Regions from separate parts of the Homo sapiens genome. Here regions 2 and 3 are each linked to region 1. The links are chromatin contacts, found by Hi-C or POLR2A ChIA-PET in ENCODE. All regions are on one chromosome and are shown on one strand. Each heading gives the region's core, a stretch centred on a gene start or an enhancer-like site at or near the end of the contact. The rest is flanking DNA. Distances are from core to core; before and after follow the strand shown. Region 1 overlaps RASA1 (RAS p21 protein activator 1). Region 2 overlaps RASA1 (RAS p21 protein activator 1). Region 3 overlaps RASA1 (RAS p21 protein activator 1).

Region 1 (2,942 bases), core at 323-2,822:
AGTTGAGGAAATGGTGTGATACAGTCCATACTCATAGTCATATAGTTATTTAGTGAAAGAGCTAGGATTAGGACTCCTAATTCCTAGATTAGTATTCTGTATTCTACAGTAAAAGAGATATTTACTCCATATAGGCAAACAGTATTCGTACTGAAGCATCTTACTATGATAGTTTTCCTATAAAATTTGTTAGTTACAACTTTTAGTTTGGGTTTCCCTCTCCTTGCTGTACCACCATCTTCTCCATCCTGATTACTTCAAGAAATTGCACTATAGTTGAACTTTTCTTGAGCTCTTGGAATTCTGGATCAAATTTAACAAGATAACCTTTAAAGAAAAGTGAAAATTACTCAATGTATACAGAAAAATAATAATAACAACCCAAACCAGAATAAGGAGACATGACCTCACATCAGTACAAGGGATCAAGGAAAAAGTTAGCAACTCAGTATGAGTGAATAATGTGATGTGGTTGCTAAAAATGAATATAGTAACATTATAAATTAATAGTGGAGTAATTCCACGTCATTTATAAACAATTTTCACTCCAATATGTAGAATAACTTTCATGATGGGCTTTATTAGAGGGTAGTGAATTCTTTGTAGATTGAAAAACCATTTGGACATTGTCTAGTCTGTGAAGATGTTTCGGGCATTCAGTTAGTGGTTAGATTTAAGGAATTTCTCCTTCTAAAATTCTAATTACAGTTCCCCAAACACATTTATACTTTCATGTATTAACTCTAGAATGTATGCTCTCTGAGGGGAGGGATTTTTGTCTCTGATTCACTGATGTATTACCATTGCCTAGAATAGTGTCTGGCATTAGTAGGCATTCAGAAAATGTTTGTTGAGTAAATGAATGTTTCTATGTTTATAGTTTTCCCTCTTCCTTGACATTCTTGCCCTGATAGATTGCCTTGTAAAATTTGATTCATCTTTATGAGCTCAGTTCATATGTCATCCCTGTTTCACAGAGGATTTATGCCTTTCTGGAGTCTCTTAGGCAAAATTGTTTCCTTCTGTATTTCCATAGCACCTTGCTAATTCTGCATTCTGTTACACTGTCTAAAATTAATAATTGTGTAAAACTCTTCTACAAGAGATTAACTCCTTTTGGGCAGTGACACAATGATAATGCTATTCATTTTTATAGTTTTTTTTTTTAAGCCTACTCCCTTGGATATAGTAACATTCAGTGAGTGTTTGATTTTAGTTTGATTAGGTATTTAATGAGTGAGGACCAAATTGTGAGAAGTAAATCCACATGTAGTTAGACCATTTTTCTCCATAATAGTGGAATGAGTAACACTATTGTATCTTAAATCAGAGGAATATAGAATAAAATAAAGTTCAAAACATAGTAAAAGGGGGATGTCTTTTATATTGAAAGTAGAAGTTGATGTTCACTTTTTACGGGCTCAGAATGTCTTACTGAAGAGGTAGCATTTGAGATAGTTCCTTCCCAGATTGGTTAGGTATTTATCTAACAAGTAGAAAGCAAAAAGTGGAAAGTACATTCTAAGAACAAAAAGTACAAGCTACAGTGGTGGGAGATTGGCAAATAGGAAGTTATGTGTGACCATGGTATAGGAACCAAAAAACAATTGGTAGTATGAGACAGGAAATGTAGACTTGAGTCCTGTGGTAAACGACTTCAGTTGCAGAATGAGAAATTTGTAGGCAGTAGAGAGGTGTTTTTTTTTTGTTTGGTTTTTCTTAATGTAGGGCACAGCTGCTGTTGAAACTGATGTATCCAGATTAGAGTGGTGGAGTAGGACATAATTATATTAGTTGGGCTGTTGTTTAAGAAAAGTCGATAAGAGGGCCTGAGTTAGGGTAATGGCAACAAGAAAAGATTAAGAGAGGTTTGGAAAGATATTTACTGAACAGAAACATCTTTTTTTATATAAACATAAATAAGGATAGTGTGGGGATATGTTTGCAGATACGATTTTCATGAATTTTAATAAAAATTGATTAATAGTTAATTATATAAAATACTGTCTTAATGTCTTCCCTTTAGGGCCGGGAAGAAGATCCACATGAAGGAAAAATGTGAGTTTGTGTTAATTATTAAAATGAAAAAAAAAATCTATATTGTAAATTTACTAATTGGAAAACTTTGGCCAAAAAAATTGTTTTTTAAGGTTTTGGACTGACTTAACTTTTAAATTTGGCTTAGGGAACTGATTTCTAAATATTTTCTTAAGGATCTAGTGATAAAGTCTTGTTTTTAAATAAAAGGTAGCTGATAACTAAATATAACTCTTTTTATCACCACACTGAAGACTTTGAATAAACACTACATTTATAACATTATGAATGTCACAATTTGGCACATTTTAAAATTATTCATAGTATTTCTTGGTTATTCATAGTATTTCTTGTTTTATAGCCACATCTTTTATCCCCCCAAAATAACGGTTCTTCACAATTTTAATAAGATTCAGCAAGGTCTTTTTTTTTCATAATCTTCAGACTGATTTTATGTATATGTAAGTTTTCTTTTGAAGATCTGAACCATTAATCCCAATTCTCTCTTACTCACATTTTAATAGACTATTCATCTCCTAATATCTTTTCAGTACAACATTTTTTCTTATCTTTCAGCATTTAGGGATGGAACTTGAGGCTTGCCTCAAGTGTTTGCTTTTTCTGTTTTCTAACCATTAGAATATAAAAACATTCAACTGACTACTCCATTTGCAGTCACCTTGTTTAATGCTTCACCCTTCTGTAAGTGGAATATGTAAGATATATTCTGAGTTCATTTTTATTGTTTCTTGTAGCTACAAAATAGATTCCATTAGTGAGACTGTACCCTGCTGTTTGTATTAGTTTGAAGTCTCCTCTCTACCTATATCAGGAGTTTCAAATTCTTTTTTGTTATTTTTTCTTTTTTTTTTTTTTTGAGACAGAGTCTTGCTCTGTTGCCCAGG
Region 2 (2,951 bases), core at 57-2,556, 39 kb before region 1:
GGGCATGAGGCATTAGTCACGGAAAGGCAGAAAAGATGAGGCAGGGTTAGGTCCTGGCTGTGAGTCACCCATTGACTCAGCTGTTAGTACCAACCACTTAGTCTTAGGCTGCTGAATGGGACATAAGTGAATTTTCAAGTTACCACTGTTGTGGCCTCTACAAACATTTGGCAGTATTGGGGGGTTAAGGGAGATTAAGTCCAAGACAATATAACAGATGAGGGAGAGGGTAACAGCTGGACAACACATTGTTATAAAGTGTTTAGTGTAGATATAATTTTGACTGTCTAATGTTTTATTTATGTATATGTATAATTACATATAATATATATGCACATACTAATTTTAAAGCATGCTCCCTTTAGTGTTGAAATGAAAGTTTTAGTATAGAGTTTTTCTGTATTTAGAATTACTTTTTTTCCCTTGGGTATACTTTTTCTTGAAGTATAACACATATAAAGCATAGTATCTTCAGTGTTCAGCACAATGAATTTTAACAAGTGGGTGTACCTGTGTAATCCATACTTAAAGAACCCCAGAATATTATCAGCATCTTAGATGTCTTTTTGTGCCTACTTTCTGCCTAATACACACACCACCTCTTCCTGAAAAACAAAATTCTAACTTCTTGTATCCTAGATTATTTCTGACTTTTTGAGTTTTATATAATAAAATTGAATCACATACAGGTTGAGTTTCCCTTAATGCTTAGGACCAGAAGTGTTTCAGATTTCGTATTTTTGGGGGGCTTTATTTGCATTATACCAGTTGAGCATCCTTAATCTGAAATCCAGATATTCCAATGAGCATTTCCTTTGTGTGTCATGGTGGTCCTCAAAGTTTCAGATTTTGGAGCATTTTGGATTTCAATTTTCAGATTAGGGATACTCAACCTTTACTATCTATTCTTTTGTGTGTTACTTTGTTATGTTTATGAGATTTATTCATGTTGTTGCATGTGACACTATTTCACTCATCTCCATTGCTTGTGTTACATTGTGACTATACCAACAGTGTATTATCCTTTTCTACTAGTGATGGACATGACATTTAGGGTGTGTCTAGTTTGACTATTACAGATAGCATTGCTATGAATTTTCTGATAATGACTTTTAATGAACATGTATAGACATTTATGTTATACACCTAGGATTAGAATTGCTGGGTCATAGGATGTTCATATAATAAGCTTGGTAGGTATTGCTGAATAGTTTTGCAAAGTGTTTGTACCCATTTAAATTCTGAGTAGCAACATGTGAGAATTTCAGTTGCTCTACATTCTTGTGAACATTTAGTATTGTTTACCCTTTTCATTGTAGTGATGTAGGTGGGTTGGTGGTGTAATAGCTCTTGTGGTTTTAATTTTTATTTTCTTGATGTGATGACTAATGGAAGTGTGTATTTTTTCATATGTTCATTGGTCATTTCTATAACCTCTTTCATGAAGAGGTTATAGTTCAAGTCTTCAAGTCTTCTGTCCAGTTTTCTATTGGTTTTTCTTTTTTTGTATTTATTTCTGGTTATTCTCTGTCTTGGCTATGAGTCTTTTGATGAGTATATATCTTATAGAAATCTTCAATTTCGCACTGTTGTTTTTTTAACAGAAGTTAATTTTATCAGTTTTTTCTCTCTTTGTGGTCGAAGTGTAACACACATAAAGCATAGTATTCTATATACTATAGTATACTATACTGTATAGTATAGTATACTATACTAAAGCATAGTATTCTAAGTGTTCAACGCAATGAGTTTTAACAAGTGGATGTACCTGTGTAATCCATACTTAAAGAACCCCAGAATATTATCAGCATCCTAGATATCTTTTTGGGCCTGCTTTCTGCCTAATACGCACACCACCTCTTCCCGAATAAACAGAATTCTAACTTCTCACATCCCAGATTATTTCTGACTTTTTCAGCTTTATATAATAACATTGAATCATAAACAGGTTGAGGTTTTTGGAGTCATGTTTAAGAAATCTTTGCATGCTCGAAGGAGATGAACGTATTTGCCTGTGTTTTTTTCTAGATGCTTTATTGTCTTTTTCTTTTAGACGTACATATGGAATTGATTTTTGTGAATGGAGCAAGGAAGAGGTCAAGATTCATTTAAAAACAATGTCCATATCTAGTTGACCCATTTCCGTCAAGTAAAGAGCTCATATTTTTCATACATGTGTGAGTTTGTTACATCTCACTTCTGTCCCATTAGTCTACTTGTCTATCTTTACATTAATTCTCAATGTATAATAGCACGACTAATTGTTCTTCAGTAGGACCTGTCTCTTTTTCACTAGTGAAATTGATACTTTGTGACCTTTTTCATTTGTTCAGTCTTCTTCCAGTCTATCAATTTTGTTAATCTTTCCAAGAACTAATTTTTCATTTTTTTTCCTGAAGTCTTACGTTGTACCTTTGCTTTTGATTTCATTAATTGTGTCCTATTTTTTTTTTCTGTCTTTTCAGGTTTAACTTTTTGTCTTTTCTAATTTCTTGAGGTAGATACTTAAATAATTCTTCTCAGTCTTCTTTTTTAATATAAGCATTTAAGGTTACAGATTTCCCTTCAAGCATAACTTCAGCTACGTGTCACAAATTGTTATATGACCTGTCTGCATTTGATTTCTTCACTAGCATATTGTGAAGACATATTTCCACATAAATGTCAACTTTTACAGTTTTTCTAGGGGTTAGTAATTTTTTGATTTAGTTCCCTTGAGAGAACATACTCTGAATGAATTCAGTCATTTGAAATGAGGCTCGCTTTTTGATTCAGCATATGGTTTCAGATTAATGTTCTATGTTCACTTGAAAGGTATATATATATAATTCATATATATAATTCATAATTCTAGATATGCATACACCAATTTCTAATGAATTGATTACTGTATTATTACGAAATGTCTGTTATCTTTGATACTTCTTGTCTTTTTTTTTTTTTTTTTTGAG
Region 3 (3,076 bases), core at 441-2,940, 58 kb before region 1:
TCACTCTGTCGCCCAGGCTGGAGTATGGTGGTCCGATCTCGGCTGACTGCAAAGTCCACCTCCCCAGTTCATGCCATTCTCCTGCCTCAGCATCCCGAGTAGCTGGACTACCGGCGCCTGCCACCACGCCTGGCTAATTTCTTTTTTTTTTTTTGAGGCTGAATAATGTTCCATTGCATGTATATATCACCTTTTGTTTACCCAGTTATCCACTGAACATTTGGGTTGCTTGCATCTTTTGGCTATGGTTCCCAGTGTGCACATGGTATATAAATATCTGTTCCAGTGCCTGCTTTCATTTTGGGTATATACCCAGGCATGGAATTGCTGAATCATATGGTAATTCTGTTTTTAATTTTTTAAGGAATCATCATACTGTTTTCCACAGTGACCACACCATTTTATAGTCCCAGCAGCAATGCACAAGGGTTAGAATTTCTCTGCATCCTTGCCAACACTTTTTTTTTTTTTTTTGAGACGGAGTTTCGCTCTTGTTGCCCAGGCTGAAGTGCAATGGCGTGATCTCGTCTCACTGCAATCTCGTCTCACTGCAATCTCGTCTTACTGCAATCTCCGCCTCCTGAGTTCAAGTGATTATCCTGCCTCAGCTTCCCGAGTGCCAACACTTTTTATTTTCTATTTTCTTAATAATAGCTATCCTAGTGGGTGTGAAGTAGTAACTGGTTTTGATTTGCATTTTCCTAAGATTAGTGCTGTTGAGCATCTTTTCATGTGCTTATTGGCCATTTATATATATATCTTTTTTTTGAAGAAATGTCTGTTGCCCATTTTTGTTTTTGTTTTTGTTTTTTTGAGACGGAGGCTTGTTCTGTTGCCCAGGCTGGAGTGCAGTGACACGATCTCGGCTCACTGCAACCTCCGCCTCCTGGGTTTAAGCGATCCTCCTGTTTCAACCTCCCAGCTAGCTGGGATTACAGGCGCATGCCACCACGCCCGGCAAATTTTTGTGTTTTTAGTAGAGATGGGGTTTCACCATGTTGGCCAGGATGGTCTTGAACTCCTGACCTCAAGTAATCCACCAGTCTCAGCCTCCCAAAGTGCTGGGATTACAGGTGTGAGCCACCGCCCCCAGCCTATTGCCTATTTTCGAGTTGAGTTTTTTTGTTTTCGTAGGAGTTCTTTATATGTTCTTGATATTAATCCCCCATCAGCTATATGATTAGCAAATATTTTTGCCCATTCCACAGGCTACTTTTTAGTTTTGTTGATAGTGTCTTTTGATGCATTTAATTTAATTTTGATGAATTCCAGCTTACTTGTTTTTTTCTTTTGTTGCCTATAAGTTTTATTTCAGTCATCAACTATGATTTGAAAACCTCTGGAGTAGAAGGATAGTCTGTTGTTTTTATCTACATTTCTGCTTTTCTTATTGTTTTTTCTTCTTTCTTGGTGTTTCAAGATTCCTTCTTTTATTGAAGAATTTCCTTATTCTTTAAAGGTATGTCTGCTAGTAACAATTTATTCGTTTTCCTTTTGCCTGTAAATGTCATTATTTCACCATTATTCCTGAAAGATAGTTTCACCACAAATAAGATTTATGGTTGACAATTCTTTTCTTTCAGAAGTTGAAAAATTTTGTGCCACTTTTCTTCTGTCCTTTGTGGTTTCAGATGATAAATCTCTTGCCACTTGAATTGGTGTTCCCCTATAAGGTAATGTGTCTTTTCTCTGTAATTGCTTTCAAAATCTTTATCTTTGTTTTCAGAAGTTTAGTGATATGTCAGGGTTTCTGTGGGTTTACCTGTTTGAGATTTGATCACTTCCTGGATCTGTAGGTTTATGTTTTTCTCCAAATACGGATGTTTTCAGCCATTATTTTTGAATACCCTTTCAATTCCATGCTCTTTTCTTTGGGACTCCAGTGATACGGAGTTAGATCTTACGTTACTGTCTTACAGATCCTCAAGACTTTTAACTTCTTTTTAGTCATTTTTCTTCCTGTTGTTCAGATGGGGTAAATTCTATTGATCTGTTGGTCCTCAAGTTCACAGATTCTGTCTTCTGTCATCTGCTATTGAGCCCATTAAGTTGAAAAAAATAATTTTTAAATTGACAAAAATTGTGTATGTGTGTTGTGTACAACAGATATTTTGATATATGTATACATTGTGGAATGACTAAACTGAGCTAATTAACCTGCGTTACCTTACGTACTCAGCATTTTTTTTGTGTGTGCTGAAAACACAATCGTAGCAATTTAAAGTATGCAGTAAATTATTATTATAAACTATGGACACCATGTTTGTACCATAGATCTCTTGAACTTATTCCTCTTAACTGAAATTTATCTCCTTTGATCAACATTTCCTCACCTATCTAGTAAGTTTTGTTTTTTTTTTGTGTTTTTTTTTTTTTTGGTTGTTATTGTAGCTTGTTTTATCATCATTTGGTTGGTTTTACAACCTTTTTCTTAGCTGAAATTTTCTATTTTTTAAATCTGTTTTAAAAGAATTTGTAATTGATTGTTGAAGTGTTTTTAATGATAGCTGATTGAAAATTAAAAACCTTTCCAACATCTAATACACATCAACATTAACATGTTTATTTTCTTTTTCTCATCCAAGTTGTGACTTTCTTGGTTCTTGGTATGATGGGTGAGTTTTGATTGTATGTTGGGCATTTTGGCTTCTAGATAATTTTTAAATAATCACTTTTCCCCTAAATATGATTAATATATGTTTACTATAGAAAATTTGGAGACTATTAGAAAATATGAAGAAAAACCAATCCTTACTTTTACTACCAAAGGTAATAATCACTGTTAAGTTTTTGTATATTATATATATCTAAAATACATCTGTATATATCCCTATCCCCCTAAATATAATTATAGCTAACATTTTCACATATGAGAACATTGAGATGTGGAGGGTTTTAGGTAACTTTCCCAAGTCACAGAGCCTACCAAGTGATACAAACCCAAGCTTTTGACCCCTAAGTCTATTTAACTACTATGCTACATTCCCACTTCTGTTTTTCTTCCTGGATGCTTCAGAAAAATTGTTTCAGTAGGAGAATGAAGTTCTTTGAGGAGGAATTAGGGTGTTATAGCCAT

Evidence for each region. A loop is a pair of places that touch in the nucleus more often than their neighbours do. ChIA-PET counts read pairs that join two places held with the same protein, here RNA polymerase II (POLR2A). Pooled maps may share reads with other maps.
Region 2: a map of naive thymus-derived CD4-positive, alpha-beta T cell shows a loop between it and region 1 (2.3-fold over the local background). The contact joins two enhancer-like sites. A Hi-C loop is called at or near these places in 4 of 168 maps with a recorded cell type or tissue (B cell, Calu3 and naive thymus-derived CD4-positive, alpha-beta T cell), 7 of 37 single-sample maps with no recorded cell type and 13 of 50 pooled maps. POLR2A ChIA-PET finds 5 or more read pairs at or near these places in 4 of 52 experiments (GM12878, T-cell, activated CD8-positive, alpha-beta T cell and 1 more).
Region 3: a map of CD8-positive, alpha-beta T cell shows a loop between it and region 1 (2.4-fold over the local background). The contact joins two enhancer-like sites. A Hi-C loop is called at or near these places in 6 of 168 maps with a recorded cell type or tissue (CD4-positive, alpha-beta memory T cell, CD8-positive, alpha-beta T cell, mammary epithelial cell and 2 more) and 11 of 50 pooled maps. POLR2A ChIA-PET finds 5 or more read pairs at or near these places in 5 of 52 experiments (GM12878, RWPE1, T-cell and 2 more).

The regions. Positions count from the first base shown.
Region 1 is chr5:87,339,264-87,342,205 of GRCh38, forward strand. RASA1 (RAS p21 protein activator 1) reads left to right here. Exons shown (of 25, transcript NM_002890.3): 6 at 2,027-2,058. It also overlaps a transcript of CCNH not described here. Among named protein-coding and RNA genes, the nearest start is that of CCNH, 72 kb to the right of the region's middle. Within about 2 kb of position 1,573, at least 4 of the 41 ENCODE cell types and tissues checked have a DNase peak (open chromatin) inside an H3K27ac peak, as active enhancers do; they include CD8-positive, alpha-beta T cell, where a contact is called at or near this core.
Region 2 is chr5:87,300,910-87,303,860 of GRCh38, forward strand. All of the region lies in intron 1 of RASA1 (RAS p21 protein activator 1), which reads left to right. All of the region lies in intron 1 of LOC124901022 (a long non-coding RNA gene), which reads left to right. Among named protein-coding and RNA genes, the nearest start is that of RASA1, 35 kb to the left of the region's middle. Within about 2 kb of position 1,307, at least 2 of the 41 ENCODE cell types and tissues checked have a DNase peak (open chromatin) inside an H3K27ac peak, as active enhancers do.
Region 3 is chr5:87,280,786-87,283,861 of GRCh38, forward strand. All of the region lies in intron 1 of RASA1 (RAS p21 protein activator 1), which reads left to right. Among named protein-coding and RNA genes, the nearest start is that of RASA1, 14 kb to the left of the region's middle. Within about 2 kb of position 1,691, at least 3 of the 41 ENCODE cell types and tissues checked have a DNase peak (open chromatin) inside an H3K27ac peak, as active enhancers do; they include CD8-positive, alpha-beta T cell, where a contact is called at or near this core.